Linked DNA regions of Homo sapiens: all the other regions are linked to region 2. Evidence: read pairs that join two places in POLR2A ChIA-PET (ENCODE). Cell type or tissue: GM12878. All regions are shown on one strand. Links, peaks and the distances in the headings refer to the core of each region. The heading gives the core; the rest is flanking DNA.

Region 1 (10,151 bases), core at 2,152-10,151, 55 kb after region 2:
TTGAGAATAAATAACCCCCAACCCCGCAACCAACTTAGATGAGTTGTGATGTTTGCTTTGGATCTTTTTTGTTTTTAAGAAATAAAATATAGTTAAGTTCTCATAAGTACCCTTCCCTCCCTAGAGAAATCAGTATCATGATTTAATAATTATAATTCCCATTTCAAAAATTTTCATCCATGATTAACATATAATATGTTTTGCAGGTCTTTACATAAAAGACACTGCGTGGTGTGTATCCCTCAAGCAACTTGCATGTTTTTGCTTGACCTTGTGAAGATTTTCCATGTTGATGTAGCTTTATTTTAACATCCATGAGCAATTTCACTCAACAGTACAGCACGATAGATTGATCTGTCCTGTCAATGCTGGACATTTAGGTTGTTTCCAATCATGATACTCCCGATTCCAGCAAACACGTCTTCGCTATTGTTTGAAATTACTATAGGATTCTACCTTATTTTTTAAAAACCTATCTCCCATTTTTTCGATATTAGATAGTTGTTTTTTATTTTCTTTAATTTTTTTTTTCTTGAGGTGGTGTCTTGCTTTGTCACCCAGGCTGGAGTGCAGTGGCACAATCTCAGCTCACTGCAACCTCCGCCTCCAGGGTTCAAGCGATTCTCTTGCTTCAGCTTCCCCAGTAGCTGGGATTACAGTTGTACACCACCACGCCTGGTTAATTTTTGTACTTTTAGTAGAGACGGGGTTTCACTATGTTGGTCAGGCTGGTCTCGAACTCCTGACCACAAGTGATCCACCCACCTCAGCCTCCCAAAGTGTTGGGATTACAGGCATCAGCCATCACACCTGGCCAACATTTCATTTTGAAATGGCTTCCAAAAAATCTGTGGCTGTGCAGAGGTGCCCACCAACATTCTGTCTGGAATGAAAAAACTAGAAGTTAGCTCCTTCAGGTGAGTACAGTCTTTTTTTTTTTTTTTTTTTTTTTTTTTTTTTTTTTTTTGAGACGGATCTCGCTCTTTCGCCCAGGCCAGAGTGCAGTGGCGCTATCTTGGCTCACTGCAAGCTCCGCCTCCCGGGTTCACACCATTCTCTTGCCTCAGCCTCCACAGTAGTTGGGATTACAGGCGCCCGCCACCGCGCCCAGCTAATTTTTTGTATTTTTAGTAGAGATGGGGTTTCACCGTGTTAGCCAGGATGGTCTCGATCTCCTGACCTCGTGATCCACCCGCCTCGGCCTCCCAAAGTGCTGGGATTACAGGCGTGAGCCACCGCGCCCGGCCTCAGGTGGGTACAGTCTTATTCATGTCTGTACTTCCAGCTTTTGCTACCAAGTGTTCCCAGTAGATGCTTAGTAGATATGTGATATTGAATGTGTAACTGCTACCTTGACCTACCACCTTCTCTTGATGAGGAACCTATAGATTTGTTTTCTTTCTTTTTTTGTTTTTGTTTTGAGACTGAGTGGAGTTTCACTCTTGTCGCCGGGCTGGAGTGCAGTGGCGCAATCTCAGCTCACTACAACCTCTGCCTCCCAGGTTCAAGCAATTCTCATGCCTCAGCCTCCCAAGTAGCTGGGATTACAGGCATGCGCCACCACGCCCAGCTGATTTTGTATTTTTAGTAGGGACGGCATTTCATCATTTTGATCAGGCTGGTCTCGAACTCCTGACCTCAGGTGATCCACCCACCTCAGCCTCCCAAAGTGCAAAAGAAATTAATACTTTTATTGAGATAAAAACATTGTATACCCTATAATGTACCCCTTAATGTATACTGTTAAGTGGTTTTTAGTATATTCAGAGTTGTACCAACATTATCATAATCAGTTTTAGAATGTTTCATAATTTCCCCCAAATCCTATACATTAGCAGTCACCTCTACTTTACTTTCCCCCATCCCTGGCAATGACAAATCTACTTTTTGCCTTTACAGAGTTTCCTATTCTGGACATTTCTCACAATACATGGCTTTTTGCATTTCACTTTTTTTTTTTTTTTTTTTTTGTGAGACGGAATCTCACTCTGTCGCCCAGGCTGGAGTGCAGTGGCATGATCTCGGCTCACTGCAAGCTCTGCCTCATGGGTTCATGCCATTCTCCTGCCTCAGCCTCCTGAGTAGCTGGGACTACAGGTGCCCACCACCACGCCTGTCTAATTTTTTTTGTATTTTTAGTAGAGATGGGGTTTTGCTGTGTTAGCCAGGATGCATCTCACTTCTTTAGCCTAACATAAGGTTCGTTCATATTGTAGCATATTATCAACACTTCATTCCTTTTTAAGACTAATATTCCATTGCATGGATAGACCATATTTTGTTTATCCATTCATCACTTGATGGACATTTAGGTAGTTCTCTCTTTTTGGTTACTGTTTTCATTTTCTTTGTTCTTTCTTTCCTTTCTTTCTTTTCTTTCTTTCCTTTCTTTCCTTCCTTTCCTTTCCTTTCCTTTCCTTTCTTTTCTTTTCTCCTTTTCTTTTCTTTTCTTTTCCTTTCTTTTCTTCTTCCCTCCCTCCCTCCCTCCCTCCCTCCCTCCCTTCCTTCCTTCCTTCCTTTTCTTTCTTTCTTTACTCTCTACAGTCTCACTGTGTCGGTCAGGCCGGAGGGCAGTGGTGCGATTTTGGTTCACTGCATCCTCTACCTCCTGGATTCAAGTGATTCTCGTGCCTCAGCCTCCTGAGTGGCTGGGATTACAGGCGTGTACCACCACACCTGGCTAAGTTTTGTATTTTTAATACAGACAGGGTTTCACTATGTTGGCCAAGCTAGTCTTGAACTCCTGGCCTCAAGTGATCCACCTGCCTTGCCTCCCAGAGTGCTGGGATTACAGGTATGAGCCACCGTGCCTGGACTCTTTTTGGTTATTGTGAATAATACTGCGGTGGACATTCATGTACAAGTTTTTGTGTGAACACATGTTTCCATTTCTCTTGGCTCTTTGCCTAAGAGTGGAATTCTAGGTTATCTGTAACTGTTTAATCACTTAAGGAATTGCCAAGACTGTTTGCCAAAGCAGTTGCACCATTTACTTTCCCACCAGCAATGTATGAGGGCTCCAACTTCCCCATGTCCTCGCCAACACATGTTAGTATCTGTCTTTTTGGTTATCACCATCCTAGTGGAGGTGAAGTGTTATGTCATTGTGGTTCTGATTTGCATTTTCCTGATTGCTCATTGCTCTATCTTAAATAGTTGATGTAATAATTTCCTTCTAAACATTGGCTTTCTGTAGACAGTGTCCTATTTTCAACTTTTCTGGGCCCCAGCATTGTCTTCTGGCATGGGGTTGGTGCTGACTAGGGCGTAAATGAATGAGGCAACTCTGGATATGTTAGCTTGCAGCACATGGGCATGGACACTGATTGGCAAGGATGTGCTTCTTGGCTTGAGTCAAGAATCATACATTTTAACCATCACTTCTGCTTTTTTTGTGGCACAAAAGGACCATTTTTTGAAGTTAGTAACCTGTCTTAGTTCCCTCAGTAGATGTTTGTCCAAATGTTGCGGTGAAGCATAGCACAGACTTTTCATCATTTCAAGGTTTAACGCCTCAGCCCAGGGAGTGTATATTTGGTGACCGTTTTCCCAGAGCCCTGGAAATGCTTCTTCCTAACTGTCCACTTTGAGCTCCTCTGCCTCCTCTTTGGCAATCAGTTACCTCCTAAGAGGAACCTGGAGAAATGTCATTGGGAAGTGCTGCTGGCACCAGGATGAGAGAGTGTTCTTGAAAGCTTGGGAGCAGTATTGAGCATCTGCCATGTGTCAGTATTGTGCTGGGCACTACAAGCTCACATGTATCCATGTGATCATGTGTATGGGTATTTATTTGTAGTGTCTAGTCATTACAATCTGTCTGTGAGTTTTGCCTGGTTTACTCCTAAGTACAGTGAGCTTCAGTGATTTGCCCAAGGTTACCAAAGTTTTCAGAGGAACAACATCAGACACTTTTCCCCAATCACCATGTGCCAGAAAACCTTTAGGTTAAGAGGTTAACAAGACAAGCCACAGATAGGGGAAAATATTTATGAAACAAGAGCTGATAAAGGACCCATATCCAAAATAGGCAACTCTTAAAACTCAACAATAAAAGGCCAGGCTCGGTAGCTCATGCCTGTAATCCCAGCACTTTGGGAGGCCAAGGTGGATGGATCACAAGGTCAGGAGATCGAGACCATCCTGACTAACACGGTGAAACTCTGTCTCTACTAAAAATATAAAAAATTAGCCGGGTGTGGTGTCGGGTGCCTATAGTCCCAGCTACTCAGGAGGCTGAGGCAGGAGAATGGCGTTAACCCAGGAGGTGGAGCTTGCAGTGAGCAGAGATTGCACCACTGCACTTCAGCCTGGGTAACAGAGCGAGACTCCATCTCAGAAAAAAAAAAAAAAAAAACAAAACGCAAGAAAACAACAAAAAAAACCAAAAACAAAAGCTCAACAATAAGAAAACAACCCAATTAAAAAGTGGGCGAAAGATCTGAACAGATGCCTCACACCCCCTTCCCCCACCCCACTCACAATGCTTTGCCATCCATGTCTCCATCCTGCAGTAGCCAAAGCTGGCTGCTTCTGGACCACTGCTGTGCAATGGAAATACAGTGTGAGTCACCAATACCAGCCATGAGAGTAGTGTTTTGTTTTGTTTTTTTTTTTTTTTGTTTTTTTTTTTTTTTGCTGTTATTGTTGTTTTGTTTTTTAAATAGAGATGGGATTTTGTTCTGGGTGAAGTGAATCAAACTCCTGGGCTCAAGTGATCCTCCCAGCTCAGCCTCCTGAGTAGCTGGGATTACAGGTGTGAGCCACTGTACGCAGTCATGTGTGTAGTTTAAAGTTTTCTAGTTGCCACATTCATAAAGGTAAAAAGAGGTGAAACTAACTTTATTAATAAATTTTATTTAACTCAGTATATCCAAAGCATTATTATTTCAACATGTATGCAATATAATTATTAACGAGATATTTGATTCTGGTTTTTGGTCTGTGTCTTCAAAATCCAGTGTGTGTTTTATACCTATAACACATCTTGATTCAGACAGATTCAATTCTGAGTGTTCAAAAGCCACATGTGGCTAGTGGCTACCATATTGGATAGCACAGATCTAGATTATACCTCTTTTGTCCTTTTGCATTACCTGCTTCCGTGGTCCCCAAGCAGCAAAGGCATTCTCCATGTGGCAGGTACTATGATCATCATAGTGGTGCTCCCTGTGTGTGTGATCAGGTAGCTTTAATTTCCCACAGAGACTGAAAATGTGGAAGTGTGTCTACCAGCTTTGCCATCTGTCCTAGATTTAGGTGTGACATCTGATTGCTGGGCCCGAGCATCCAGTGCCAGCTGTACTTCTGCAGATTACTGGGTAATCACAGTAGAACCTTTCTTGGGGGTTGCTTTTGACCCAGGCAGCACTGCTCAGCTTGTGGCCAGGGAGCTTCATGACCATTGAGAGTAGGAGTCTGCACCATTACATGATCATAGGATAGCCTGCAGACATGTGATTCGTGTCTTGTAAGTTGTAACTGAGTAAATTTTTATATATGGAAAGAAATAGAATGCTGAAAGGGGGATCATGAGGGTCCAGGTGTGGGGCTGGGGACATGGAAGGCCTCACTGAGAAGCTGGCATTTGAGCAAAGGCTTGGAAAAGTTGAAGGAGTGGGCTGTGTAGATAAGTGTTTTGAGGGCTTCAGGAATGGCCAGGACAAAGCCTTCGAGGTGGGGCATGTTCTGGGGATAGCCAGCCAAGCAGGGTGATGGGGGCAGAGTTATGGGGAGGAAGCAGGGGTCACATGACCCAGGGCTGTGGAGGCCTCCATAGCACTCAAGCTTTTCCTCCAGGGAGCCGGGAGCCATGGGAGAGTTTGCAGTGGATGACGGATGACTGATATGGCCCCTCGGGCTGCTCTGGTTGGCTTTCTCCTGAGTCGTCCATTCTACCTTCTCGCCAAGGCTTCCTAGGTCATGTTTCAAGTCTGTTCAATGCATTTCCTTCTCCAGGTGGTCAGTGGAGACCTCACAGCAGAGGCTTATCTTGTTGAACGTGGTGATTCATGTGGTGATTTCACAGGGTCAGCTCCCCATGTCTTGTCCCAGCGGTGTCCTCCTCCTACATCAGGAGAGGGAGGTCAGCTCTGGGACCCAAGAAAGGGCAGGGTGCCTTGGTAACCCTTCTGCAGGCTTGAGGGATTGGGGCAGTGTGCATCTCTGCGAGGAGGGCACTGAGGAGGATGGGCTTCTCAGATCCTGGGCTCTGCCTTCTGGATCTGAGATCCAAGTTGCAAAGGAAGAGCTGGTTTCAGGCTGAAGCATTTTTTCAGCTTCATACAAGGCAGGAAGCCCATCAAGCCCCCACATCGTCATCATTGTCATCACTGTCACTAACGCCACCATAAGAGCTGACATTTATGTAGTATATGTTTATGTACCTGTTACAGCTCTAAGAGCTTTCCCTGTATTATTGCTTACTTAATTCCACAACTGTATGTGTTCAATACGCATTATTTCCATTTTACAGATGAGAACATTGAGGCATAGCCCAGGGTCACTGTATTAGTCTGTTCTCACGGCTATAAAGAGCTACCAAAGACTGGGTAATATAAAAAGGAAAGAGGTTTAATTGACTCACAGTTCAGCATGGCTGGAGGGGCCCCAGGAAGCTTACAATCATGGTGGAAGGTGAAGGCGGGGCTGGCATGTGACATGGAGAAAGCAGGAGCAAGAGAGAGAGGGAGGGAGGTGCCACATACTTTTCAACAGCCAGATCTCTCAAGAACTCACTGAATATTGCAAGGACAGCACCAAGAGATGGTGCAAAACCGTTAATGAGCAATTCATCCCCATGATCCAGTCACCTTCCACCAGACCCCACCTCCAGTACTGAGGGTTACAATTCAACATGAGACTGCTGCGGAGACAGATATGCAAACAATATTAGGTTGTTTCTACCTTTTGGCTATTATGAATAGTGCTGCTGTGAACATTCATATGCAGGATTTTGTGTAGATGTGTTTTCCTTTCTCTTGGGTGTACACCTAGGAGTGGAATTGCTGGGCCATGCAGTAACCATTCATTTAAGCATTTGTGACTACATTTAACCTTTTGAGGCACCACCAGCCTGTTTTCCAACGGGGCTACACTGTTTTGCATTTGCCAAGGCCTGTTGGCTGTTTTGGAGGCAAACCCCTCCCCTTAAGTTCCAAAGAAGTGAATCCCCAGTGTCCTGAGGTCAGAATGTCCAGGGCACCCTTTTAGAGAGAGAGGGAGGAGGGTCCTGAGAGACTGTACTGGAGAGGCTGTGTGGCCCCAAGCCCACAGCACTGAGTTTGAGTCTCAGCTCTGCCACCTACCACTGTGCAATCTTTTTATTTTATTTTATTTTATTTTATTTTTGAGATGGAGTCTCCCTCTGTCGCCCAGGCTGGAGTGCGGTGGCATGATCTCGGCTCGCTACAACCTCCGCCTCCCAGATTCAAGCCATTCTCCTGTCTCAGCCTCCTGAGTAGCTGGGACTACAGGTGCCCGCCACCACGCCTGGCTAATTTTTTCTATTTTTAGTAGAGATGGGGTTTCACTGTGTTAGCCAGGATGGTCTCGATCTCCTGACCTTGTGATCCACCTGCCTCTGCCTCCCAAAGTGCTGGGATTACAGGCGTGAGCCACCTCACCTGGCCACCACTGTGCAATCTTGAGCAAGCTCCATAGCCTCTGTGGGCCTGGCCTCTGTTTCCCCCTATGCAAAATGGGGCTTATCAGAGCATGCTGGAGGGGCTCCCATGAGATCAGGGGAGACATGAGCTTGGTGTAGTTTGTGGCCTATTGGACCTGCCTGATGAAGGTTGCTGCCTGTGAGGTTGGTGGTGTCTACCAGGCATTGTCCTCTAAAATATAATACTCCTATTCTAGGGGTGAGGAAGGAGTGTGGGTGTGTGTTCTGAGTAGCTCATGAGAGAGTGGGAACCTGTGCTAAGCCAGGCCTGGTCTCTCTGAGCATGGTGACTTGGACTTGTTGCTTTTGTGGCAGGGAACTGAAACTGTTGCAGACACTCTTGGCCTGACCTTATCCCCTCAGCACACACCTCTGCACACCACAAGCCACTTGCTGGAAACACCTGTGACTATGCCTGAGGGCTTCTGCTAGCCTGTGGTGCAGGATAGGCTGGGAGTGCTGGGGTGTTAGTGCCTCCAGGGGTGGCATGGCTGGGTGGGGAATCGGCAGATCAATACCCCAGCTCCCTCACCCTCAGTCAGGACACTCCTGGCTTGTTCTGCACTGACTCCCAGGCTTCCCCAATGGACTTCGGCTCTATTTACTCACAGGAATAATAAGCTTGATGACACAGCCTTTATTTGCTGCGCTTCCTTCCCTGTCCACCACCCCATTCCCCTTGCAGTGATTCCTGGGATAGCCCCCAAATAAACTCCTTGTATGTACATCCTTGCCTCAGAGTCTGTTTCTGGGGGAACCCAGATGAAGACAGAGACCCACTTAGACCCTGTGTCAGGAAACACATGGACCAGACTTGGGCCACCCTGGGACTTGCTGTTTTCTCTGTTCCCTGCGGTGTGTGAGCCTGTGTGTGCCTATGCATGTGTCTTTCTCCTCTTGCCCCTGATTGGCTAGCCTTGTCACTTCTGTCCTGATTCTAGAGGGAGTGTCTGATGTCCCAGTTATTGCTGCCCTCAGCAGAGTCAGGATTTTTTGGCCGGGGCGGGGGGTGGGGTCAGAAACCAGCTCAAGCAAAAAAAGAGAATTTACTGGAACGTGTGGCTGAGATGCATACTGTGTAGCTCACAGCATCCAAGATGCAATGCCTTTCCCATGCTCTCTTCATCTTTCTGCCAGTCTTTGTCTGCCACCATGGTTCTCTCCTTTTTTTTTTCTTTTTTTTGAGATGGAGCCTACCTGTGTCACCAGGCTGGAGTTCAGTGGCGTGATCTCAGCTCACTGCAACCTCCTCCTCCTGGGTTCAAGTGATTCTCCTGCCTCAGCCTCCTGAGTAGGTGGGACTACAGGCACTCACCACCACGCCCAGCTAATTTTGTATTTTTAGTAGAGATGGGGTTTCACCATCTTGGCCAGGATGGTTTCTATCTCTTGATTCTCGTGGCATGCCTCAGCCTTCCGAAGTGCTGGGATTACGGTGTGAGCCACCGTGCCCAGCCCATGCTTCTCTCCTATCCCAGACGACTCTAGTCTATAGAACACGTAACGTGGCCATGAGCAGCCTCATAAGAGACCGTTTTTCTCTCAGCATCTATGCTTGGCCTTCGTTATTTGCAGCATCAGTATTGGTGAATTTGCCTTTCTGCTCCAACTTATTTGCAACCTGCAAACCAGTAGTTCTGGCCCTTCTGTGGTCATTCTTGGTGATGCAGACTGGTGAAAAATTTGGGTCACCCATTCACACATGCCCTGCTGAGGTCAAACAAGATGACACTCTGCCTTCCTGTTTTAGCTTTCTTTTTGCAAACAGGTGTCCTTTCTGCCGTCCACTTAGTGCCTTATTTTCTGCAATTTCTTTCTTTTTATTTTTTGCTGGTGATGTTGCTCTTTAAAATGGCCCTGAGCAAAGTGCATTTATTTCTCATTAATTCATTCTTCCTGTTATTGATTTATTCAGTGACTATCTATGGATCATTTGCTCAGGGCAAAGCACTGTATTGAGTTCTGATAGAAGGAGACAGGGTCTTTAATTTCATCGACCTTATTGTTTAGTGGGAGAGGCAAGCACAACATTGATCAAATAATTTTGTACATGACTATATTTATAACGAAAATGAAGGTAACTTTTGCTTCCCTCTCTAAGAGGCACCAAGGGAGGTTATGCACCTGAGAAGCAGCCCAGGGAACAGCAGCGAAACTGATCTAACAGTGGCCTTCCTGGCCCTAGTGGCTGTGCTTTGTGGTCTAAGGCCACATTTAACCTGTGTACCAGAGGGACATGAGTGTGCACTTCCTGGAATGACCCTGAGGTGTTCAGTGTGCTGGGGAAGGTCATATGGCACCACGTATGACAGCAGTGTTGGGGTTGAACAAGCCTGGGCTTGCCTCCTGAGTCTCCCATTCTGTCTGTGTGACTCCCTCCTTGGGTCTCAGTGTCTGCATCTGTCAAATGGGCACACCGGTGGTACCTTCCTCGTGTGTGGGTGTAAAGACTAGAGATCGGGTATGTAAAACCTTTAGGTTAGTGCTC
Region 2 (11,130 bases), core at 1,601-9,600:
CGCCGCCGCCACTGGCAGGGTGCCTTGAGTGCTTGAGTTTTCGCCCCCAGCACAGGTGGAGAACCCAACTCCCAGAAAACATCTGGGGCGGAAACGGAAGCATGGCCGCAGCGGTGAACGCACTGCATTCTGGGAAATGTAGTCGAAACGGCCGCTGGGGCAGAGTGAGCACCCACAGTGGTGCCTTCTGGGGAGGGTCGTTTTCACGTAGTCCAAGAGCCAGGGGTGGGAACCGCGGGGCTCTCACCCCAGCGCCGGGAGGGGATGAACAACTTTTGGATTTTGAATTTAAGTGTAGGATTTCGTTTTGTCAATCTCCAACCCTAACACCCAAGGAGGCAGAGAATAAGAGCAATATACACTTCTGTGATGCCATTCATGTCTGCATTGATTATTTCTCCGTCGAACTTGAGTAAACAGGCAGTTTAACCTCCCAAGCATCTGTAAAGTGGGCATATTAATAATTCCCACTTCTCAGGCTTGATAACGTCAATCAGGTAACTGGTACAGTGCCTGACACACCTTCATTGCCCTCTTCTCTTGGAACCAGTGGAGCCTACAAAGCAAACAGATGTGCTTTGTAACCAGGAGTATGAATTCTGCTCCAGGAGAGCACGGGGGACTTTGTCATATTTTGGGAGTTGTAATTTCATTAAATTCCAGCCAAAATTCATAGGCAAAAACTTAAGGAAATCTTGTCACATAAAGGGATTCAGCAAAGGTACACCAACCACCTTGCTAGCCAGGACACAGTGAGATGAAAGTTAAAAGCATATGACAAGCTTCTGGGTCAAGCATTCTCAAACAGTACTAGCGATAGTATTAATGGGTTTATCCTCTATAAAGAGTAATTTGGCAATAGCTTTCAAAATTACAAAGGCATATATGTGCAGCTTCAGTGATTCCCCCTCTAGGAATTTCTCCTGCAGACATACTCCAAGATTTTCAAAATGACAAAAGTTTAAGAATATTAATGGGACTGGGCGCGGTGGCTCACACCTGTAAGCCCAGCACTTTGGGAGGCTGAGGCGGGCAGATCACTTGAGGTTAGGTGTTTGAGACCAGCCTGGCCAACATGTTGAAACCCCATCTTTACTAAAAATACAGAAACTAGCCTGGCGTGATGGTGGGTGCCTGTAGTCCCAGCTACACGGGACACTGAGGCACAAGAATTCCTTGAACCCGGGAGGTGGAGGTTGCAGTGAGGTGAGATTGTGCCCCTGCACTCCAGCCTGGGCGACAGAGGAAGACTCTGTCTGAAATAATAATAATATTATTAATGGTAGTATTGTTTTTTAAATAAATGATTGGAAGTCATCTACACATCTGTGGATAGAGGATGAGTTACATCAATTGTGATGTATCCATATACTGGAATACCATGCAGCCATTTAAAATAATAAGGTGCAACATCATCTATATAATATTCTTGCAAAAAAATGTTTAACCTAAATCTATTATGAGGAAAGAAACAGAAATTCAAGTTAAGAGAGATTTGCAAAATGCCTGGACACTCAAAAATGTCAGTGTCATAAAAGACAATATGGACTGGCGGACTGTTTTAGATTACAGTAGACTAGAGACATGACTGTTAAATGAATGACTTTTTTTCTTTCCATTTTTTTTTGAGATGGAATCACCCAGGCTGGAGTGCAGTAGCGTGATCTTGGGTCACTGCAACCTCTGCGTCCCAGGTTCAAGTGATTCTCCTGCCTCGGCCTCCCAAGTAGCTGGGATTACAGGCACCTGCAAGCACACTCAGCTAATTTTTGTATTTTTAGTAGAAACAGGGTGGCCCCATATTGGCCAGGCTGGTCTTGAACTCCTGACCTCAGATGATCCGCCCACCTCGACCTCCCAAAGTGCTGGGATTGCAAGCCTGCGCCACCGCACCCGGCCAAGGCCCTTAGTTTGAGATAGCCTGGCCAACATGGTGAAACTCCATCTCTACTAAAAATACAAAATTTAGCTGGGCTTGGTGGCACATGCGTATAATCCCAGCTACTCAGGAGGCTGAGGCATGAGAATTGCTTGAACCTGGAAGGTGGAAGTTGCAGTAAGTCGAGATGGTGCCACTGTACTCTAGCCTGGGTGACAGAGTGAGACTTTGTCTCAAACTTAAAAAATTAAAAAAAAAAAAATGAAAAAAGAAAGGTGCAGAGCAGAGTATGCAGAATGCTGCATTTTTGTGGAAATGCTCAAAGACTGAGTCTGAAAGGAGACACAAGAAAGAGGTGACTAAGGATGTCTCGGAGAGGAGAACTGGTTTGGGGGAGGGGACATTAGGGGTAAACAGGGGACTTCTTGCACTTACCCCTTGAGACCTTTTGAATGGCATGCCATGTGCCTGTATAAACTATTCAAATTGCAAAAAAATAACTTCAAAGAAGACTGTTTCTGGGAAAGCACTTGTGGTCAGAAAACCCCAGACTCGGATCTCCTATTCCCCATTTGTAGACTTGATGGTAAACCCAAACAGAAGGAAGGAAAGCCAGTGACTTTCATATCTGTTTCCACATCTTATCCTCATTACAACCCTGTGAACCAGTTAGGTTTTATCGGGCACATTTGACAGATTAGGAAAATTGAGGCTCAGAGAGGCTCGGTGAGATGCTGGCAGAGCTGGGATTGAAACAGTCTTGACTATGACTGTACCTGGCTCCTTCCCTCCTGCAGGGGACCTCTCCAGGCACTGAGGCCTGTGGCGGGGGGTGGCAGGAGAGAGCTCAGGGTGGAAGATGTGGGTGAGGTTTACTTCCAGGCTGTGGTGCTCACTAAAGCTCCTTTCCACTGCGACTTTCACAAGGGGGCCCCTCAGTCAGGAAACAGCAGTCTAGGATGCCGGGCAGCCAAACCAGGGTTTGATTTACATGTTCTCACACTACTGGTTGGGTGGTTTATTTGGGAAGGTAGGAGCTAACTCAGCCAAAGATCCTGTTCTCTGAACCCATCTGGGTTGCTTTTTAACATCTCTATAATCCCTGAAGATGTAGATTTTAAAAAATCACTTGATTGATTTTTGTCAAATTATATGCCTTAAACAAACTAAACTTTTTCATTAAATAAATTATATTTTATTTTTTATTTTTTTGCGATGGAGTCTCATTCACTCTGTCATCCAGGCCGGAGTGCAGTGGTGTGATCTTGGCTCCTGGCAACCTCTGCCTCCTGGGTTCAAGCAATTCTCCTGCCTCAGCCTCCTGAGTAGCTGGGATTACAGGCGCCTGCCACCAAGCCCAGCTAATTATGTGTATTTTTAGTAGAGACGAGGTTTTACCATGTTGGCCAGGCTTGTCTCAAACTCCTGACCTCAAGTGATCCATCCGCCTTGGCCTCCCAAACTGCTGGAATGACAGGCGTGAGCCACTGTGCCTGGCCTTCATTAAATAAATTTAAAGAAATAGATGAGTGTTACCAATTCAAGCAATGAAGTATTTGGAGGGCAATTTGGTGTTTCTGTCAAAATTGTTTTGGTATGTGTCCAGCATTTACACAGCAAATGATTTATCTTTCCCTGTGGATATACTCACCCCACTGTTCAAGGATACATGTCCAAAGATGCATTGCTTATGAAGCAAAGACACAAACCTAGAAAGAGCTGAGATGTCCCTCAATGGACAGCTGCTTCACTTAAGTGTAATCCATCTACGCGGCGGAATGCAAGGTACCATGGTTGAGAAAAAGAAAGCTGGCTGGATTTGCTGACCTAGAAAGAGATCTGCAATATACCGTTAAGTAAAAACAACAGTAGAATAATATGATCCCATTGTGAAAAAAAAAAAGTTAAAAACACATAGAGGTATCTATGTTTTAGCAAACATAGAAAACAATGTATAAGATCCAGCAATTTGGCTGGGTGTGGTGGCTCATGCCTGTAATCCCAGCACTTTGGGAGAACAAGGCGGACAGATCACCTCAGGCCAGGAGTTCAAGACCAGCTTGGCCAACATGGTGAAATTCCATCTCTGCTAAAAATACAACAACAACAACAAAAATTAGCTGGACATGGTGGCGGGCATCCGTAATCCTAGCTACTCAGGAGGTTGAGACAGAAGAATCCCTTGAACCTGGGAGGGGAAGATTGCAGTGAGCTGAGATCTCACCACTGCACTCCAGCCTGGGTGGTGATAGAGTGAGACTCTGTCTCAAAAAAAAAAAAAAAAAAAATCCAGCACAGCAATCCCACTTCTGGATATTTACCCAAAAGATTTGAAATCAGTTTGTTGAAAGATGTCTGCACTGTCAGGTTCATTGCAGCATCATTCATAATAGCTGAGTTATGGAATCAACCTAAATGTCCATCAACAGATTAATGCATAAAGAAAACGTGCCACATATTTACAATGGACTACTATTCAGCATTTAAAAAGCAGAATGGGGACTGGAGATTTTTTTTTTTTTTTTTTTTTTGAGATAGAGTCTCCCTCTTTTGCCCAGGCTGGAGTGCAGTGGCGCGATCTCGGCTCACTGCAAGCTCCGCCTCCCGGGTTCATGCCATTCTCCTGCCTCAGCCTCCCGAGTACTTGGGACTACAGGCGCCTGCCACCACACCTGCACCTGGCTAATTTTTTGTATTTTTAGTAGAGATGGGGTTTCAACATGTTAGCCAGGTTGGTCTCGATCTCCTGACCTCAAGATCCACCCACCTCAGCCTCCCAAAGTGCTGGGATTACAGGCGTGAGCCACCGCACCCAGCTTTTTTTTTTTTTTTTTTTTTTTTTTCAAACAGAGTTTCACTCTTGTTGTCCAGACTGGAGTACGGTAGTGCAATCTTGGCTCACTACAACCTCCACCTCCAGGGTTTAAGTGATTCTCCTGCCTCAGCCTCCTCAGTAGCTGGTATTACAGGTGCATTCCACCATGCCCAGCTAATTTTAGTATGTTTAGTAGAGATGGGGTTTCACTATGTTGGCCAGGCTGGTCTCAAACTCCTGACCTCAGGTGATCCACCTGCCTCAGCCTCCCATAGTGCTGGGATTACAGGCATGAGCCACTGCCTCCAGCCTGGAACTAGAGATTGATGGCCAGGGAAATTCTGTCATTTGCGACAACATGGATAAAGATGGAGAACATTATGCTAAGTGAAATAAGCCAGGCCCAGAAAGACAAGTGTCACATGTTCTCACTTATATGTGGAATCTAAAACAGTCAAACTCATAGAAGCAGAGAGTAGAATGGTGGTTACAGAGGCTCGAGGACGGGAAATGGGGAGATGGTGGTCAAAGCATACAAAATCTCAGATAGGAGGAATATGGGTTTTTTTTGAGACCTATTGTATGGCGTGGTAAATGTCATTAATAATAGAGTATGGTACATTTCAAAATTGCTAAGAGAGTAAATTCAAACAGTCTCATCACAAAAAAGTTAAGTGTTTGAGGTGATGGATATGTTAACTAGCTTTAATTATTCCACGTTGTATTCATAGATCATAATGTCACTTTTTACCCTATAAATATGTAAAAGAGTCCGGGTGCAGTGGCTCACAGCTGTAATCCTAGCCCTTTGGGAAGTCACGGTGGGTGGATCACCTGAGGTCAGGAGTTCAAGAGCAGCCTGGCCACCATGGTGAAATCTTGTCTCTACTAAAAATATAAACATTAGGTGGATATGGTGGCAGGCGTCTGTAATCTTAGCTACTCGGGAGGCTGAGGTGGGAGATTTGCTTGAGCCTGGGAGGCGGAGGTTGCAGTGAGCCGAGATTGTGCCACTGCACTCCAGCCTGGCCAACAAAGCAAGAGTCTATCTCAAAAAATAAATATAAAAAAAATATAATATATGTATATAATATATATAAAAGAGCTAGGATTTGAACCTGCAACTCTTCACTGTGATGTAGGCCCCGTCTATCACGTATGAACTATGAGCCTGCTGAGTGCTGGGTGCTGAGCTGGGAGCTCCCACTGTTCCCCAACACTGCGTCTCAGAGTTCCCTGATGCTGGAAGCCTGGAGGCCCTCACAATTCTAGGGTGTTTTTAGAATATCATTGTGGGGTGAAAGCAGGTTCCAGCTTCCCCAGGTGGAAGGTTCCAAGAAGCACCCGGCCAGCTCTGAGAAGTACCCGGCCAGCTCCTCCACTCTGCCTGACAGGGAGGGGACTGTGAGGGTTGGGACACGTCCTCTTTTAAGGCTCTCTCTTGCTGGCTTCTGACCACTTCCTCTTTTTCCTGGGGTGGAGGCGGCTGGCCGTGGCAGCACTAATAGCAGCTGGGGGCGGAGCAGGCCTCCAAAAACCCTCCCGGAGTGGCTCAGCCCCTCGGCTGAGGGCAGGAGAGCAAGAGTCCACTTCAGCTTCCATCTGAGGTCTCTGTGAGCCCCCAAAGGAGGGGCTGGGAGAGGTGGTCCCCTTAGCTCCCCCTCCCCAGCCAGAACAGAATCACTGACCCTGAGGCTTGGCCTGGGCTGCATCTGCTTCCAGCAACTTCCATGAAGGACGTGACTGTAGACGAGGCCCACTCCTTGCACGGCCAGGGCCCTCAGGGTGCCCAGGGAAGTGAGGGCCAGTGCTGGAAGCTCCAGCCTAGCACTGGGCACCTCCCCGGTGAGTGGCTGTTGGGGGCAGAGCTGCCAGCAGGGAGAGGACAGCTATGAAAGACGTGGCTCCAGGCCTTGCACTGCCACCTGTCAACTCGGGGCTTTGGGCAGGCTGCTTTTCTCCTTTGGGCCTCAGTTTCCTCATCTGTGTAGTGGAGACCAACCACGGTACTTCGAAGGTCTGTAGAAATTCCTGGTACACAGCAAGTGCTTAATAATGGTATGAGCTACTATTAGCTAGTGCCTGTGGCTCAGTCTGAGCTGTCCAGGGTGCCCCACCAGCTTCTGCTGAGGATGGCCAGTGGCAGCTCAGCTCTGCTCCCGGCCTCGCACCCTTCCACACCCCCTCGGCCCTGCCTCTCCCCGCCACCTCAGCCTGGCTTCCCACCTGTGGCAGGTGCAACCAAGCTCAGGTCCACACAGCACGAGCTTTAGTTTTCCCACTCACAGCCCCATTGAGCCAATTTGGTAAAACATCCACATTGGTCATTGGTGGGTTATGCCAAGTTCAGCATTGTGTTAAAGTCCTGGCAGGTTTTTTTTTTTTTTTTTTTTTTTTGTATTCTGGTTAAATATGTATAATATAAAATTTACCATTTTGACCATTTAATTTAATTTTTTTTTTTTTTGAGATGGAGTCTCACTCTGTTGCCCAAGCTGGAGTGCAGTAGTTGTATCTTGGCTCACTGATGCCTCCACCTCCCAGGTTCAAGCGATTCTCCTGTATCAGCCTCATTAGTAGCTGGGATTATAGGCGCACATTACCACGCCCAGCTAATTTTTGTATTTTCAGTAGAGAAGGGTTTCACCATGTTGGCCAGGCTGACCTGGCCTCAAGTGATCTCCCTGCCTTGGCCTCCCAAAGTACTGGGATTACAGGCATGAGCCACTGCACCCAGCAGTGCTGACTTTTGGGAGGGGATGAGGGAACCAGGAGGTGACAGATGCCACAGCCACTAATGCAGATGCCACAGCCATGACTGTAGGATGGGGAAAATATGAAGGGAGCTCAGCCGTTTTATCTCCAGGAGAAGCAGCTGGAGGGCTGGGAGAGGGCCTGGGGAGTGGGAAGTGGCTGCGGAGGTGAGACTCCCCCATCCCTGGGCCAACAGCCAGGGCTCCATGGTTGGGCTAGATGGTCCCACCTTGGGTGGAGGCTGAGCCTGTGTGAGGCGCTGCCCTGTGTCTTCTCTTGCCTGGCCTGGCCGCCATCACAGGCCCACCCCCGGGGAGAAGATTCTAGGAGGAAAGTCCAGGCCAGGCCTGAAAGGACTTCGCTCCTTGGTAACTATCCCTCAGGGTTGACCCAGTGACACAGGTTCTAGGGACCCACTTCTAGGTTTGCCGCCTCCATCTCCATCTCCGTCTCCACCTCCACCTGAGTTGAGAGGGGATGGAGAAGCTTCCTGGGGAAACTCTGCCCTTCTCCACCCATCCCCACCTCCTTCCCTTCCCTCCCCATCTCATTCCCTCCCCTCCCCACCTCCTTCCCTCGCCTCCCCCACCTCCTTCCCCTGTCACCTCCTTCCCGCCCATCCCCACCTCCTCCCCTCCCCTCCCCACCTCCTCCCCACCCCTCCCCACCTCCTCCCCTCCCCTCCCCACCTCCTCCCCACCCCTCCCCACCTCCTCCCCACCTCCTCCCCACCACCTCATTTCCACCCCTCCTCACCTCATTCCCCTCCTTTCCCATCTCCTTTCCATTTCCTTTTGCCTATACCTTGTACCAAGCTGGGTGGTGATCCACTTGGAAATTCACAAAGCAGTGCACAGCACTTCACAGTTTGTCAAGGACCTGGTAAGGTGTAGGTGCTCAATACTTGCTTTAGTGAATGAATGACTGTGGGGCCCCATGGCAGAGCTCACTAGTGGGAACCTCACGTGTCTCCCTAGCAATGTCAAAGGCCTGTCTGAAGTATGTGTGGGAGGGATCCCCAAAAGGGACACCAATAACTGCTCTGGGATATTTAATAAAATATGCTATGAAGATTGAATGGAATAATGTGTAGGAAATGCCTGCTACATTGTAGGTATTCAAACTTTAGTTATCATTATTATCTTTTATTTTAAAGAATAATCTGATTCTGGATCAGAAGCAGTGACTCCCACAAAGGTCATCAAAAAGGGAATGGTGCAAAGTGAGAGAACATTGGCAGAGGAAGAACCAGCTGTGTGTCCTTAGGCAAATTGCTTACCCTCTCTGAGCCCCCATTGCCTGATCTGTCAAATGGGTCTGGAAATCCTCACTTCCTCTGCTATTGTGGTAGGCATCAGATGAGATAAAAGATGAGTTCAGTCTTAGCAAGCAGGGAAGAGAAGCCCAGCTGAGCTGAGAGGTGGCTGACAATGGGAAACCACCCCAAGCCTGTTCCTTTATTTTTTATTTTTATTTATATATATATTTTTTGAGACAAGGCCTCACTCTGTCACCCAGGCTGGAGTACGGTGCCGTCATCGTGGCTCACTGCAGCCTTGACCTCCTGGGCTCAAGTGATCCTCCCGCCTCAGTCTCCCAAGTAGCTGGGGCTACAGGCATGCACCACCATGCCTGGCTAATTTTGTATTTTTTTTTTTTTTTGGTAGAGATGAGGTGTCACTATGTTGCCCAGGCTGGTCTCAAACTTCTGAGCTCTAGTGATCTGCCCACCTCGGCCTCCCAAAGTGCTGGGATTACAAGCGTGAGCCACCAAACCTGGCTTCAGCCTGTTTCTTTAACGTCAGCTTCTCTTATTTTTTGAGACAGAGTTTCACTCTGTCGCCCAAGCTGGAGTGGGGTGGTGTGATCTTGGCTCACTGTAACCTCTGCCTCCTGGGTTCAAGTGATTCTCGTCCCTCAGCGTCCCGAGTAGCTGGGATTACAGGCACCCGCCACCACATGCAGTTAATTTTTGTATTTTTAGTAGAGATGGGGTTTTACCATGTTGGCCAGGCTAGTCTCCAATTCCTGACCTCAAGTGATCCGCCTGCCTCGGCCTCCCAAAGTGCTGGGACTACAGGTGTGAGCCACTGCACCCAGCCTCAGCCTGTTCCTTTAACATCAGCTTCTGAAACTATCTCTGCAGAAGTTCTGAGGGTACCCCTCACTCAAGCTCCAGGCGTCAGGAAAAGAACATTCCACGAAGTCCATCTGGAAGACGGTCCTTTCCCTGCTGCCCCCAGGTAAGCACATGGCCTCCAATCTGTCCTCGACCAAACCCTGACTCCAGGCCAGTCAGCAGCACCGAGCCTGGCCTGTTTCCATGGAGAACAGGAAAGGCACCAGTGTGTCTGGGAGGAAAGACGGCTTCCTGTTCAAAGCCACAGATAGGATGGCCATAAAGCAGGGTAGTAGAATTGTCATTATTCCGCAAGATCAAATAGGGCTGCTAAGCCCAGGAACCGTCGGGGAGGCCCAATGGATGGGCCACATTTCCCCTGCAAGGCCAACTGGCAAGTGGCCACTGCCCCCTACCGCCTTTCAGATAGGGCTTCCTGTAGGAGTATGCTGCTATGCCGGGCTATTATTGTCAGTATTCACTGAGTGCATAGTATATGCCAGTCACTGACCTCAGCGATCTGTAAGATTTATCTCCTTTAATCCTCAGAACAAACTGCTATCTTATACGGCAGCTATTATTATTAACCCCATTTTACAGATGAGGGAACGGAGGCAGAGAGAGGTTAAGTATGTTGCCCAAGGTCACACAGTGGAGGAGCCAAGCCTGTACTCAATCCAGGTCATCTGAAACCAGAGCTTATGAAGGTGACCACACCATACAGTGTCTCAGGACAGGGGAGGCCAGGCACAGAGGTGGTGGGGGAAAGAAGGAAGCTAAGTGAGAGGTACCAGGTCCCAAGTGAACCCCTCATTAATACTGGTGTTGAAGAGGCGTGGACTTCGTGAGGCGGGTGTTATTGGCACTGTTTTACAGATAAGGAGCTGAGAGCCCAGAGAGACAGTGAGTTGCCCAAACAACAAAGCTGCGTTTGAGCCTAGATGTGTCTACTGCACAGCCTGGCTCTTCAGTGAGCTTGCTGCCTTATCCTGCTTCTTCAGCAGTTTGTTCCGAGTCTGATCTGTCTTGAGAGCCCCACAGCCTGGGGCACAGGCCTGGAACACACACACCGCGCCTCTACGCCTGTTTTTAGAAATTGTGTATGGGATTCCAGTGGTTCCTACTTGCTGCTACTTTGGGCAAAGGAGAGGAAATGTGGTAGGAAGTGTAGTGACTCTGTATCTTGGTGAGTGGTTGTTTGCCTGAGCTCAGATGCTGCTGGAATGAAGAGTTTTGAAAAGACAATCATTTTGGAATAGTTGCATCTCTTTTACTTTTGGGTGAGTCAAAGGAAAAAGGGAGCTCTAGGAGGGACCACATTGGAAATTCCATCCACCCACTCATCCACCCATCCGATCATTCAATCATCTCTTTATCCAATCATTCATCCATTCATCCATCCACCCACCCATTTTCTGGGCTCCAATTTTCTGCTAGGCCCTGGAAACAAAACACACAAAACCCCCAAACAAACAAAAAAACAAAAGAGTAAAAGCCTCATAGAAAAAAAAGCTGTTTAGTGACCAGCCTGGCCAAGATGGTGAAACCCCGTCTCTACTAAAA
Region 3 (11,130 bases), core at 163-8,162, 66 kb after region 2:
TCTCTTATTTCCTTGAGCAGTTGTTTGTAGTTCTCTTTGAAGAGGTCCTTCACATCCCTTGTAAGTTGTATTCCTAGGTATTTTATTCTCTTAGTAGCAATTGTGAATGGGAGTTCACTCATGATTTAGCTCTGTGTTTGTCTGTCATGGTGTAGAAATGGTTGTGATTTTTGCACATTGATTTTGTATCCTGAGACTCTGCTGAAATTGCTTATCAGCTGAAGGAGATTTTTCTATAACAGTGTAAAAACACAGGAGCTTAAAACAACAATTCTGTGGGTCAGGAATTTGGGCAGAGCTCAGTCAGTGGATTTGCTGTTCTGTCTCACTTGGTGTTGCCTGGAGTCCCTTACCTGAATATATTCATTGGATGGCCAGGCTGGAAGTTCCCAGGCAGCTTTCTGGGCCACCAGTGTTCCTTTGTGCAGCGTCTCTCCCTGTTCTGTGGCTAGTTTGGGCTTCCTTACAGCATGGTGGTCTCATAGTAGCTAGTCTTCTCTGTGATGGCTTCCAAGGGACAGAAAGCAGAAGCCTGAAGCTTTTGCTGTGTTAAAAGGAAGTCACAAGGCCAGCCCTGACACAGGGAAGGGAAATAGATTCTACCTGTTGATGGGAAGAAGTTTGTGGCTATCGTGAATCCACCAGAGATGGAGACCATGGTATTCAGGGGCATCTCTCTGAGCCTTGACCTTGGGTGTGTTGAGTGATCTAGAAGGCAGGTCTGGTACTTGGATATTAGAAGGCTGCCCTCCATAAGGAGAGAGGATAAGGGGCTGGGAACCCAGGCTGGGGTCTGTGTGTTAGTGCCAAACTTTGGGGCTAGGATATAAATGTCTTAAGATACAGCGGAGGGGAATGGTACCGGGTCTGAAGGATAGGCTGTCTTTTTGCTTGTTTTCTGGTTATTTCACTGTTCTCCTCAATAGGTAATAAGGTCTTCTCAGGGGACCTGCCTGTTTTAGCAGTGCTTCAGGAGCTGAGACAGGGGCAGAGATATAGTCTGGGGTCAGAATGTTTAGGAGTGGAGGATCTGCGAGGTGGGGTGTAGCCGGGATTGGATTGAAAGGTACCCATGGGGACTGAGTGCAGTGGCTCATGCCTGTAATCCCAGCACTTGTGGAGATTGAGGCGGGCAGATCACATGAGGTCAGGAGTTCGAGACCAGCCTGGCCAAAATGGTGAAATCCCATCTCTACTAAAACAATACGAAAATTAGCCAGGCATGGTGGCATGTGCCTGTAATCCTAGCTACTCGGGAGGCTGAGGCAGGAGAATCACTTGAACCCGGGAGGTGGAGGTTGCAGTGAACCAAGATCATGCCACTGCACTCCAGCCTGGGCAACAGTACGAGACTCTGTCTCAAAAGAAAAAAAAAAGACACCCTGGGGGACATGAAGCACAGGCAGAATGGAGAGCAAGGACCCAAGGCTTTTGTCCTGTCTCACTGTTCCCTTGCTGTGTGACCACAGGGAGTTAACCTCTCTGAACCTTAGTTTCTTTGTCTCTGCAGTGGGGATTATGATGATCCTCTCCCCATAGAGTTGGGATAAAGATTAAATGAGCCAATACACATTAGGTTTGTAGCACAGGGTTTGTCTAGAGTAAGTGCTGACTAAACGTCAGCTGCTGGAGATGGTGGCGATAAGAAGTTACTTTTATTATTATCAGGACTGCTTGTTCCAGTGGCTGTTCCAGCCTGACAAATCTTCCAAGGCAAAACCAGAGTTGCTGAAGTTAACTTTTAAACATTTCCTTTTTTTCCTGAGTTATGGAAGGAATGATAATTGGGGAATTTAGGCTTAAAATGAAGCACCTGTGATATGACGCTCTGGAACGCCTCTTCATGCAGAGGGTGGTTATGCGAAGGGAGGAGGTTTTATTGCATATGGGGCCTTACTGGACAGTGAAGGGAGGGGGTTCCCAGCTCTCCCTGGTGGGCCCAGGCTAGAGCATGGGTCTCCCAGTCCTCACCAAGGGGTCTCAGCCTCAGCAGGTTGGCAGCCACACAACACAGTGAGATCCTTCTGTGTAGCTGAGCCTCTGATTCCCAGAGGTGAAGATACAGTCTTAGAGTGTATCCCAGGGACCCTGTCTTTCCAGCGGGAAACTGCAGGGGCTGAGAGACCACCCCCTAGAGGCTTCCTCATTTGCATCTTTAACACTGCCATGGTTGGGGGCTGTTTTCTTCTTCAGCCTGCCCTGCCTGGGCTCTGTTGACTACTCAGCCTGTTGTTCTGAAGTTCTCCTGGCCCTTTCAGAGGCCATGGGGGCTCAAAAGCCACTCAGAACACAAGTCCCTCTTCAGCTGCTGGGAGTCTGAGCATGGGAAAATCCTGCCTGATTTTTTCCAGTTCCCATGCAGGTGGTGGCTTCTTCGATTCTCGCGGTCTTCTTGGTGGAAACCTTTGTAGGTCTTAAGTGCGCTATAATTGAGCAGTCTTAAATGACCAGACACAGTGGCTCACGCCTGTAATCCCAGCACTTTGGGAGGCCAAGGTGGGCGGATCACTTGAGGTCAGGAGTTCGAGACCAGCCCGGCCAACATTGTGAAACCCCGTTTTTTACTAAAAATACAAAAATTAGCCAGGCATGGTGACTTGCGCCTGTAATCCTGGCTACTCAGGAGGCTGAGGCAAGAGAATTGCTTGAACCCGGGAGGTGGAGGTTGCGGTGAGCCGAGATTGTGCCACTGCACTTCAGCCTGGGTGACAGAGCATGACTTCATCTTTAAAAAAAAAAAAAAATGTGCCTTCACGGACAGGCACGATGGCTTATGCCGGTAATCCCAGCACTTTGGGAGGCTGAGGCAGGAGGATCACTTGAGGTCAGGAGTTCGAGACCAGCCTGGCCAATATGGTGAAACTCTGCCTCTACTAAAAATATAAAAATTAGCTGGGTGTGGCAGCACATGCCTGTAATCCCAGCTACTTGGGAGGCAGAGGTGGGAGAATTGCTTGAACCTGGGAGATGGAAGTTACAGTGAGTCCAAATCGTGCCACTACACTCCAGCCTGGGCAACAGAGTAAGGCCCTGTCTCAAAAAACAAATAAATTAGGCTTCAGATACTGAACTATCTGGCATATCCTATTTTGGGACCATGAAAAGGGTGACCTGGCAAGTCTGAGAAGGAGACCTTTTCCCTCATTATAATTTTTTTTTTTTGAGACACGGTCTCATTCTGTTGCCCAGGTTGGAGTGCCATGGTGCAATCACAGCTCAACTACTGCCTTGACCTCCTGGGCTCAAATGATCCTCCTCCCTCAGCCTCACAAGTAGCTGGGACTACAGGCATGCACCACCATGCCCAGCTAATTTTAATTTTTTTTTTTTTTTTTTTTTTTTTTTTTTAGTAGAGGTGGGATCTCACTATGTTGTCTAGGCTGGTCTTAAACTCCTGGGCTAAAGCAGTCCTCGCATTTCAGCCTCCCAAAATGCTGGGATTACAGGCATTAGCCACGGTGCCCAGCCAGAAATTATGACTTACTCCCAAGGTCCTGATGTCCAGAAGCAAGAACTGAAAGTGCGGTTGCGCTGTTATCATTAGTGGGAAAACACTCAGGCACCTGGGGCCACATCCGGTTCTGCCTCTTTCTAGCTGGTCTAGAGTCTTCTCTGAGCTGGGCTTTTTTTCCTATGCCCATTGCACAGTTACCCATTTATTGCCCAGAAGGTGACGGGCACTGGATGCGTTAGATGCTGGGGAAATAGAGGCACAACCATCACAGTGTCCTTCTTGTGAGTTTTGAAGGCTGGTGGGGAGAGACGGATGGTAAACAGGGAGGTGAAGACAAAGCCCTCTCTTTACAAGCGAAGTCAGCACAAGGGACAGGAAGAGCGCACATGATGGGTGGTCAGAAAAGGCCTCTCTGAGGAGCTGATATTTAGGCCGAGATCCGATGGGAAGAATCCTCTAGGTGGAGAAGGACTATGCATCCATCCCCCATGTATAAAATGGGAATAATATTAGTACCTGTGCCGTGAGGCAGTTGTGAAGGTAAAATGAATTAGTGCGTGTGAAGCACCTATCTTCCACTAAAAACAGAAAGCTGTTTTAGATGTTGATATTACTATTATTATTTTTGAGAAGGAGTTTCGCTTTTGTTGCGCACGCTGGAGTGCATCGTCTTGAGGGGTGCTGCGCAAGGCACTAGGGTGGTTTTAAACGCCTTTTGTCAGCTGTGTTTGGTGTTGCTACAGCTTCAGTAAACACAAGTGATAAAACAAGAGCCCTCAAACTGCACCTGGCCTTCCAGAAGATGACAAAGATGTATGTAGAACATCAGAGGGTACCTTGTGATTATTTTATTTTATCTATTTATTTTTAAAATTTCAAGTAGAGATAGGGTCTCACTGTGTTGCCCAGGCTGGTCTAAAACTCCCAGACTCAAGCGACCCCCATGCCCTTGGCCTCTCAGAGAGCTGGGGTTACAGGCATAAGCCCCTGCACTCGGTTGTGATTCTTTCACTTAACACATTTATTGATAAGTTATTACATGTCAGGCCCAGGCCAGGGTAGGCAAAAATGAGACAAGCTCCCTGTGCTTATGAACATGTTCTCACGTTCCTTACTGTTTCGGGGAGAAGGGGGTTAAGTGAACACTTGGGGTTGAGAGCAAAGACCCAAAGGAGAAGACAGATTCTGGGAGGGAAGGGGCAAGATTAGAGAGACCTGGTTGTCATCTACTCTCTGTTCCTTCCTTTCATGTGGCCTGGGCTCGGTCACTTCCTCTCTGTCGGCTCGTGTCCCCTGATCTGTGAAGTGAGAATTACAACACCTACTTTACAGGGCTCTCGTGAGTATTCAGCCAGCTAGTGTGTTAAGCTCTTACTCCCGTTAGGATTGCTTCGGCCCTCTGTGCCTCAGTTTCCTCACTGGTGAGGTCCTTTCTGCCTGATCAAGTCTGTGGCTCAGTCAGCTCCTCACTTCCTGCCCCTCTGGAGGACATCCCATTAGTCTCTCATTCCATCGTGCTCTTCTCTTTGGGAGCATTGTCATATGGTGGTTATTTATATTTATGTGGGCATTTAATGTCTCTCTTTCTCAGACTGTCAGCTCTTTGAAAGGGGGCTGTTTGTTCCATTCATTGTTCCTGTGTCATGCATGATGACTAGCACATACCAGGTAGACCATAGATGCTGTCTGCATGGGTGAATGCCATTCTTCCTCTGCTTGCATCTTGGGGATACTCATCGGCTGCACGGAAATGGAGCTCCGAAGGCCTGAGCTTCAGGAATTATCTGCTTGGTGGGGGCTGTGTTTCTGGAGGCTTCAGTGGCCTGAACAATAGCCAGGACAGAGCCAACTAGCCGGGCATACCTTTTCTCTGCAGCAGCAAGCCTTGTTGGCACTGTGGGCAGCAGGAAATGGCTGAAATAACTTCCATCATGATGCCCCTTGTCATGAGTTTCCATGGAAACTGAGGGCTGCTGAGCCTGTCACTCTGGCATAAGGGAGGAGTGTGGAGGGCAGCCTCATGAGAACTGGTATTTAGGTAGAATATGAATAGGGGGATTTGATTCCTTTTCCATAAGCTAGTGTGGGCTCATGGATTTTTTTTTTTTTTTTTTTTTTTTACTGTGGTGGGGCTCTTTGAATCACAAAAATAAATACAGCTTTTTAGTGAGAACTTAGGGTATTTCCAACACTGTCATCTTATTTCATCCTTCTAGGCCCACCATGAGGCAGGTGTAACTCCTTCAATTTGCAGAGGAAGCTGAGGCTCAGAGAGGTCCAGTGACTTGCTCAAGTCTACACAGCGGGGCATGGCAGAGTTCAGATCCACATTCTGGTCGGCCTGACTGTGGGGTTCAGTGGAGGTTGGCGGTGCTTGAGCATGGAAGACAAAGACCTTGTTGGGTGCCGGGCTGCTTCTAGAGATGGATGTGGTGGGTGGAGGATGGTTTGTGTTCTTTCCAGAGTCAGATGGCTGGGCAGAGTCAGGACATCCTGGGGGTGTTGGATTCCCAGGTGTGGAGTGACAACACTGCCTCATATCCATTTTCAGAGCTCATTTCTGAGGCTTCATCTGGTACCAACCCTGTGAGGCGAGGGAGCTCCTGCGAATCCCCTTGTGCAGCCAGGCTTGGAGAAGTCAAGGATTTGGCTTGGGGCACCCAGGAAGCCTGAGGCTTAGCTGGGTGGACCTCCTGGCTCCTCGCCCACTGCTTTTCACCCTGCCCTGAGGTGTGAGATCTTCCCAGCCACCTCTGGAAGGCTGGACTCTATCCCAGCTCAGTTATTTATGTATTTATTATTATTATTATTTTTTGAGACCAAGCTTCGCTCTTTCGCCCAGGCTGTAGTGCGGTGGCGCTATCTCGGCTCACTGCAACCTCCGCCTTCTGGTTTCAAGCGAATATCCTGCCTCAGCCTCCTGAGCAGCTGGGATTACAGGTACCCACCACCATGCCTGGCTAATTTTTGTATTTTTAGCAGAGATGGGGGTTTCACCATGTTGGCCAGGCTGGTCTCGAACTCCTGACCTTGTGATCTGCCCGCCTCAGCCTCCCAAAGTGCTGGGATTACAGCTGTGAGCCACTGTGCCTAGCCCTAGCTCAGTTTTAAAAATTACATTTAGTAGGTCTTATTTTCCATTATCAGAGAAATGCAGATTCATTCTAGAACCTTTGGAAAAGATAGACAAACACAAAAGAAAAATATCTCCCATTGACTACCCTCCAGGGAGCACTGGACCCAAACTAGGATCTGGTTGCTTTTCTGTGAAGATGTCCTATTTCATCTTTAAGGATTATGATCTTTTAGGTAATGGAAGTTGTGCTTCATATTTTAAGAACTTTTTAAAATGAACTTTATTTCATATTTAATTTATATACAATAAAAGGCACTCATTTTAAGTACACAGTTTGATGCATTTTGACACATGTGTAGACATGTGTAACCACCACCCTAATTGAGACACAGAACACCTTCCATCGCAGGAGAGAGGGTTCCCTCACTTCCCTCTGCAGTCTGCAGCCCCCCACCCTCCCCAGCATGCACACTCCCTGCCCCAGGCCACCCCAACCTACTTTGAGTCATCCAGGATTTTTCCTTGGTTTTAGAATTTCATAAACATGGAATGAAACAGTAGACTGTGTTTTGCATTCGACTTCTTTTGTGTGATGTTCTCAAGGTTCACCCATGTTGTTGCTAGTGTCAGTAGTTTTTCCTTTTCTGTTGCTGAGCAGCATTCCAGTGACCGAATATACCACTGCCTACTCCCCCATTCTCCTCATGGGAGATCTTGGGCATATCAGTTTTCCCCTCTGTATAATGGGGAAACATTACCCAATTTTTTTTTTTTTGAGACAGAGTCTCACTCTATTACCCAGGCTGGAGTGCAGTGGCGCAATCTTGGCCCACTGCAGCTTCCGCCTCCCAGGTTCAAGCAATCCTCCCACCTCAGCCTCCTGAGTAGCTGGGATTACAGGTGCACACCATCATGCCTGGCTAATTTTTGTATTTTTAGTAGAGGCAGGGTCTCATCATGTTGGCTAGGCTAGTCTAGAACTCCTGACGTCAAATGATCCGCCCACCTCAGCCTCCTGAGTAGGTGGGATTACAGGTGCACACCATCATGCCTGGCTAATTTTTGTGTTTTTAGTAGAGATGGGGGCCTCATCATGTTGGCTAGGCTGGTCTAGAACTCCTGACGTCAAATGATCCGCCCACCTCAGCCTCCTGAGTAGCTGGGATTACAGGTGCACACCATCATGCCTGGCTAATTTTTGTATTTTTAGTAGAGACAGGGTCTCATCATGTTGGCTAGGCTGGTCTAGAACTCCTGATGTCAAATGATCTGCCCGCCTCGGCCTCCCAAAGTGCTGGGATTACAGGCGTGCGTGAGCCGCCGTGCCTGGCCACATTACCCGCTTTATCAGATTGTTGTGGGGATTCAGTGAGTTAACATGTGAGTGATTAGAATAATGCCTGGCACATAGCAGATGCTAAATATCATAGTAATAATAATGGATTGTTGTCTCTTGCTGTGTAACAAACCACCCCAAGGCATAGTGGTGAATACTGGAGGTATTTCCAGTTTGGGGCTCTTGAATAATATGAGTGAATGAATGAAATAATACAAATGTACATGTGTAGTTGGGCAGCCTCGGTGGCTGTTGCCTTCCTCGAGGGCTCGAATGCTGTGTGTCTTGGTGATCGGCTGACAGGCAGCCGTTGCCTCTTCTAAGATGGGTGGTTTTCCTTTTGAGGTGGGTCCTGGGGGCTCCTGGCTGCTCAGTGCTGGCCCTACTTGTTGCCTTGTGTGCTGCTCTGAGCCAGGCTTGGTCTTGCTGGGCTGACCAACCCATTTAAGCCTCAGGAAGTGGCCTCTGTAGAAAAAAATGTATAAGCAGCGGGTGGTGAACAGATCAGTGGAGCGCAGAGCCCCAAAATAGATCTTTCTCCGCTAACTTGCCAAGCAACTGGGGGCAGTGGCAAATGCTTTGCATAACTTCCTACCCAAAAGAAAAGGTTTTACTGCAAACAACTTTTGGGGACCCCTCCCCTCTCAAATAATCTCAGACAGATCCAAGATGTTTTTTTTTTTTTCCAGAGCAGCACAAAGAGAGAGCCAGACAGGCCTGGGGTTCCATCCCAGATCCACCATTTGCAGGCTGTGTGATTTTGGGCAAATTCCTTAACTTCGCTGAGCCTTCTCTTTTCCTGTGTTAACTAGGGAAGATGAGACTAGACTCTCCAGTGTGTATGCAAAGCACCCTTACGCTGCAGAGATGCTGCAAATAGGGAGTGTCTTTTTTTTCTTCCTTTTTCAATTTTATCCTCTGTGCTTGCCCTAGAGCTTGTTATCAATTTCTCTTAGCTTTGTCAATTGTGGTGGGGTGTGGGGGATTGAGATTTGGCTTTCCTGGGAAGATGTTCCAAAACTGTCTTTGAAATAATACTCTCCTCCTCTGCAGATCAGTGGACAGGGTGTTGAAGGGTCGGCATAGGTGGTAAGCATGATTGATGGCCCCCAGAGATGTCCATGTCCTGCTCCCCGGAACCTGTGGGTATGTCATGTTACTTGGTAAAGAGGACCTTGCAGATGAAATTAAGTGAAGAAGGTTGAGATGGGAGAGTATTCTGGGTTACCCAGGTGGATCCAGTGTGTTCACAGGGTCCTTTTAAGAAAAAGGCGGGGCTGGGGGCAGTGGCTCATGCCTGTAATCCCAGCACTTTGGGAGGCCGAGGCGGGTGGATCACCTGAGGTCAGCAGTTCGAGACCAGCCTGGCCAATATGGCGAAACCCCGTCTCCACTAAAAGTGCAAAAATTAACTGGGCATGGTGGCGTGTACCTGTAATCCCAGCTACTCAGAAGGCTGAGGCAGGAGAATCGCTTGAACCCGGGAGGTGAAGGTTGTAGTGAGTGAACCGAGTTCATGCCGCTGCACTCCAGCCTGGGAGACAAGAGCGAGACTCCATCTCAAAAAAAAAAAAAAAAAAAAGAAAAAGGCAGGAGATCAGAGTGAGTAGAAGACAATGGCAAGATGATGGCAACAGAGGTTGGAATGATGTGCTTCAAAGGCAGAGGAAGAGGCCACACGGCCACGATTGCAGGCGGCCACTGCAAGGTGAAAATGGCCAGGAAGCAGGTTTTCCCTCGGAGCCTCCAGAAGGAGCCAGTGCTGCCGACACCTTGGTTTTAGCCCAGTGAGACTGGTTTTGACCTAGGAGCTGAAAGCTGATAAATGTGTGTTGCTTTAAGCCACTGAGTTTGCAGTAATTGGTGCAGCAGCCGTAGGGCACTTATAAAGCAGGCGAGGCCTATGTTGGCTGTGGTTTCACAGGAAAGTGGCCTCTTGGATGATGGCGCCTTATGGTCATTTTTATGTTTCTTCCCTTCTGATCTGGATGGATTGTTTTCAGTTCAGCCTAGGGGAGGTCTGGCTTCCCCGGGGCTTTACCTCGAGACTGGATCTCTGCAGTCAGGCCTCTGGTGAGCCCCTGTGGCCGGGGCAGCTGCAGCAGAGAGGCTTCCTCTCTCGACAGAAACGCAGAAGTGAGCTGCTTGCTCGCAGAGGCCAGGCTTCCTGTCTGGCCAGTCCCTGAAATGCTGCTCCCCACCCCTCGCCCCATGAGAGTCCAGGTGAAGATTGAGTGGGGGTAGGGGCTGCACTGTCTGATCTCTGAAGTGAGCCCCTTCCTGTCTAGCTTGGATTTGTGTTGAAGGCTTTAAGATGACTGTTTTCTTGTTTATTTACTTTTAAGAGACAGGATCTGGCTCTGTCGCCCAGGCTGGAGGGCAGTAGTGTGATCATAGCTCACTGTAGCCTCAAACTCCTGGGCTCAAGCGATCTTCCCGCCTCAGTCTCTCAAGTAGCTGAGACTACAGATGTGCACCACCATGCCCAGCTAATTTTTTTTTTTTTTCCCTGTAGAGACAGGGTCTCTCTATGTTGCCCAGGCTGGCCTTGAATTCCTGGCCTCAAGCAATCCCCTGACCTCGGTGTCCCAAAGTGCTGGGATTCCAGGCATGAACCACTGCACCCAGACAATTCTTTTCTTTTCTTTTTTTTCCTTCCTTCTTTTCTTTTCTTTTTTCTTCCTTCTTTTCTTTCCTCCCTTCCTTCCTTTCCTTCCATCCTTTCTTCCTTCCTTCCTCCCTTCCTCCTTTCCCTTTCCCTTTCCTTCCTTCCTTCTTTTCCTTCTTTTTCTGTTTCTTTTTCTTTTTCCTTTCCTTTCCTTTCCTTTCCTTTCCTTTCCTTTCCTTTCCTGTCCTGTCCTGTCCTGTCCTGTCCTGTCCTGTCCTGTCCTGTCCTTTCCTTTCTTTCCCTCCTTCCCTCCCTCCCTCCCTCTCTTTCTCTCTTTCTTTCTTTCATGGAGTTTCACTCTTGTCACCCAGGCTGGAGTGCAATGGCGTGATCTCAGCTCACCGCAACCTCCACCTCCCGGCTTCAAGCAATTCTCCTCCCTCAGCCTCCCAAGTAACTAGGATTATAGGCATGCGTCACCACACCTGGCTAATTTGTGTATTTTTAGTAGAGACAAGGTTTCACCACGTTGGCCAGGCTGGTCTTGAACTCCTGATCTTAAGTAATCCACCCACCTCAACCTCCCAAAGTGCTGGGATTACAAGCGTGAGCCACTGCACATGGCCCCAGCCACTTATTTTCTTGTGATTTGTCAG

Evidence for each region. ChIA-PET counts read pairs that join two places held together with the same protein. Peaks named below come from ENCODE experiments on the same cell type or tissue, not always from the same donor. Only the 100,000 strongest peaks of a DNase experiment are listed, where the experiment ranks them.
Region 1: POLR2A ChIA-PET joins it to region 2 with 14 read pairs; 9 of 35 experiments call an interaction of 5 or more read pairs at or near these places.
Region 3: POLR2A ChIA-PET joins it to region 2 with 11 read pairs; 9 of 35 experiments call an interaction of 5 or more read pairs at or near these places.

Annotation. Positions count from the first base shown.
Region 1 is chr16:81,801,165-81,811,315 of GRCh38, forward strand. The region is part of intron 2 of PLCG2 (phospholipase C gamma 2); the gene reads left to right. Among named protein-coding and RNA genes, the nearest start is that of PLCG2, 27 kb to the left of the region's middle. RefSeq lists enhancers at 7,042-7,111, 7,122-7,231, 7,262-7,321, 7,612-7,721, 9,082-9,201 and 2 more. In GM12878, for the core only: no CTCF peak of the experiment used is centred there; DNase peaks (open chromatin) are centred at 3,338, 7,977, 9,332 and 9,917; H3K4me3 peaks cover 4,995 bases; H3K27ac peaks cover 7,541 bases.
Region 2 is chr16:81,746,276-81,757,405 of GRCh38, forward strand. It overlaps LOC105369213 (a long non-coding RNA gene), which reads left to right. Exons shown (of 4, transcript NR_189584.1): 3 at 9,595-9,691. It also overlaps a transcript of PLCG2 not described here. Among named protein-coding and RNA genes, the nearest start is that of PLCG2, 27 kb to the right of the region's middle. RefSeq lists enhancers at 1-235, 2,557-2,626, 5,791-6,399, 6,400-7,007 and a silencer at 859-1,051. In GM12878, for the core only: a CTCF peak has its summit at 2,725; DNase peaks (open chromatin) are centred at 2,417, 2,821 and 6,166; H3K4me3 peaks cover 1,395 bases; H3K27ac peaks cover 3,098 bases.
Region 3 is chr16:81,813,334-81,824,463 of GRCh38, forward strand. All of the region lies in intron 2 of PLCG2 (phospholipase C gamma 2), which reads left to right. Among named protein-coding and RNA genes, the nearest start is that of PLCG2, 40 kb to the left of the region's middle. RefSeq lists enhancers at 1,985-2,034, 4,018-4,067, 8,373-8,472, 8,653-8,842, 8,853-9,002 and 2 more. In GM12878, for the core only: no CTCF peak of the experiment used is centred there; DNase peaks (open chromatin) are centred at 2,348, 3,558 and 4,728; H3K4me3 peaks cover 5,340 bases; H3K27ac peaks cover 8,000 bases.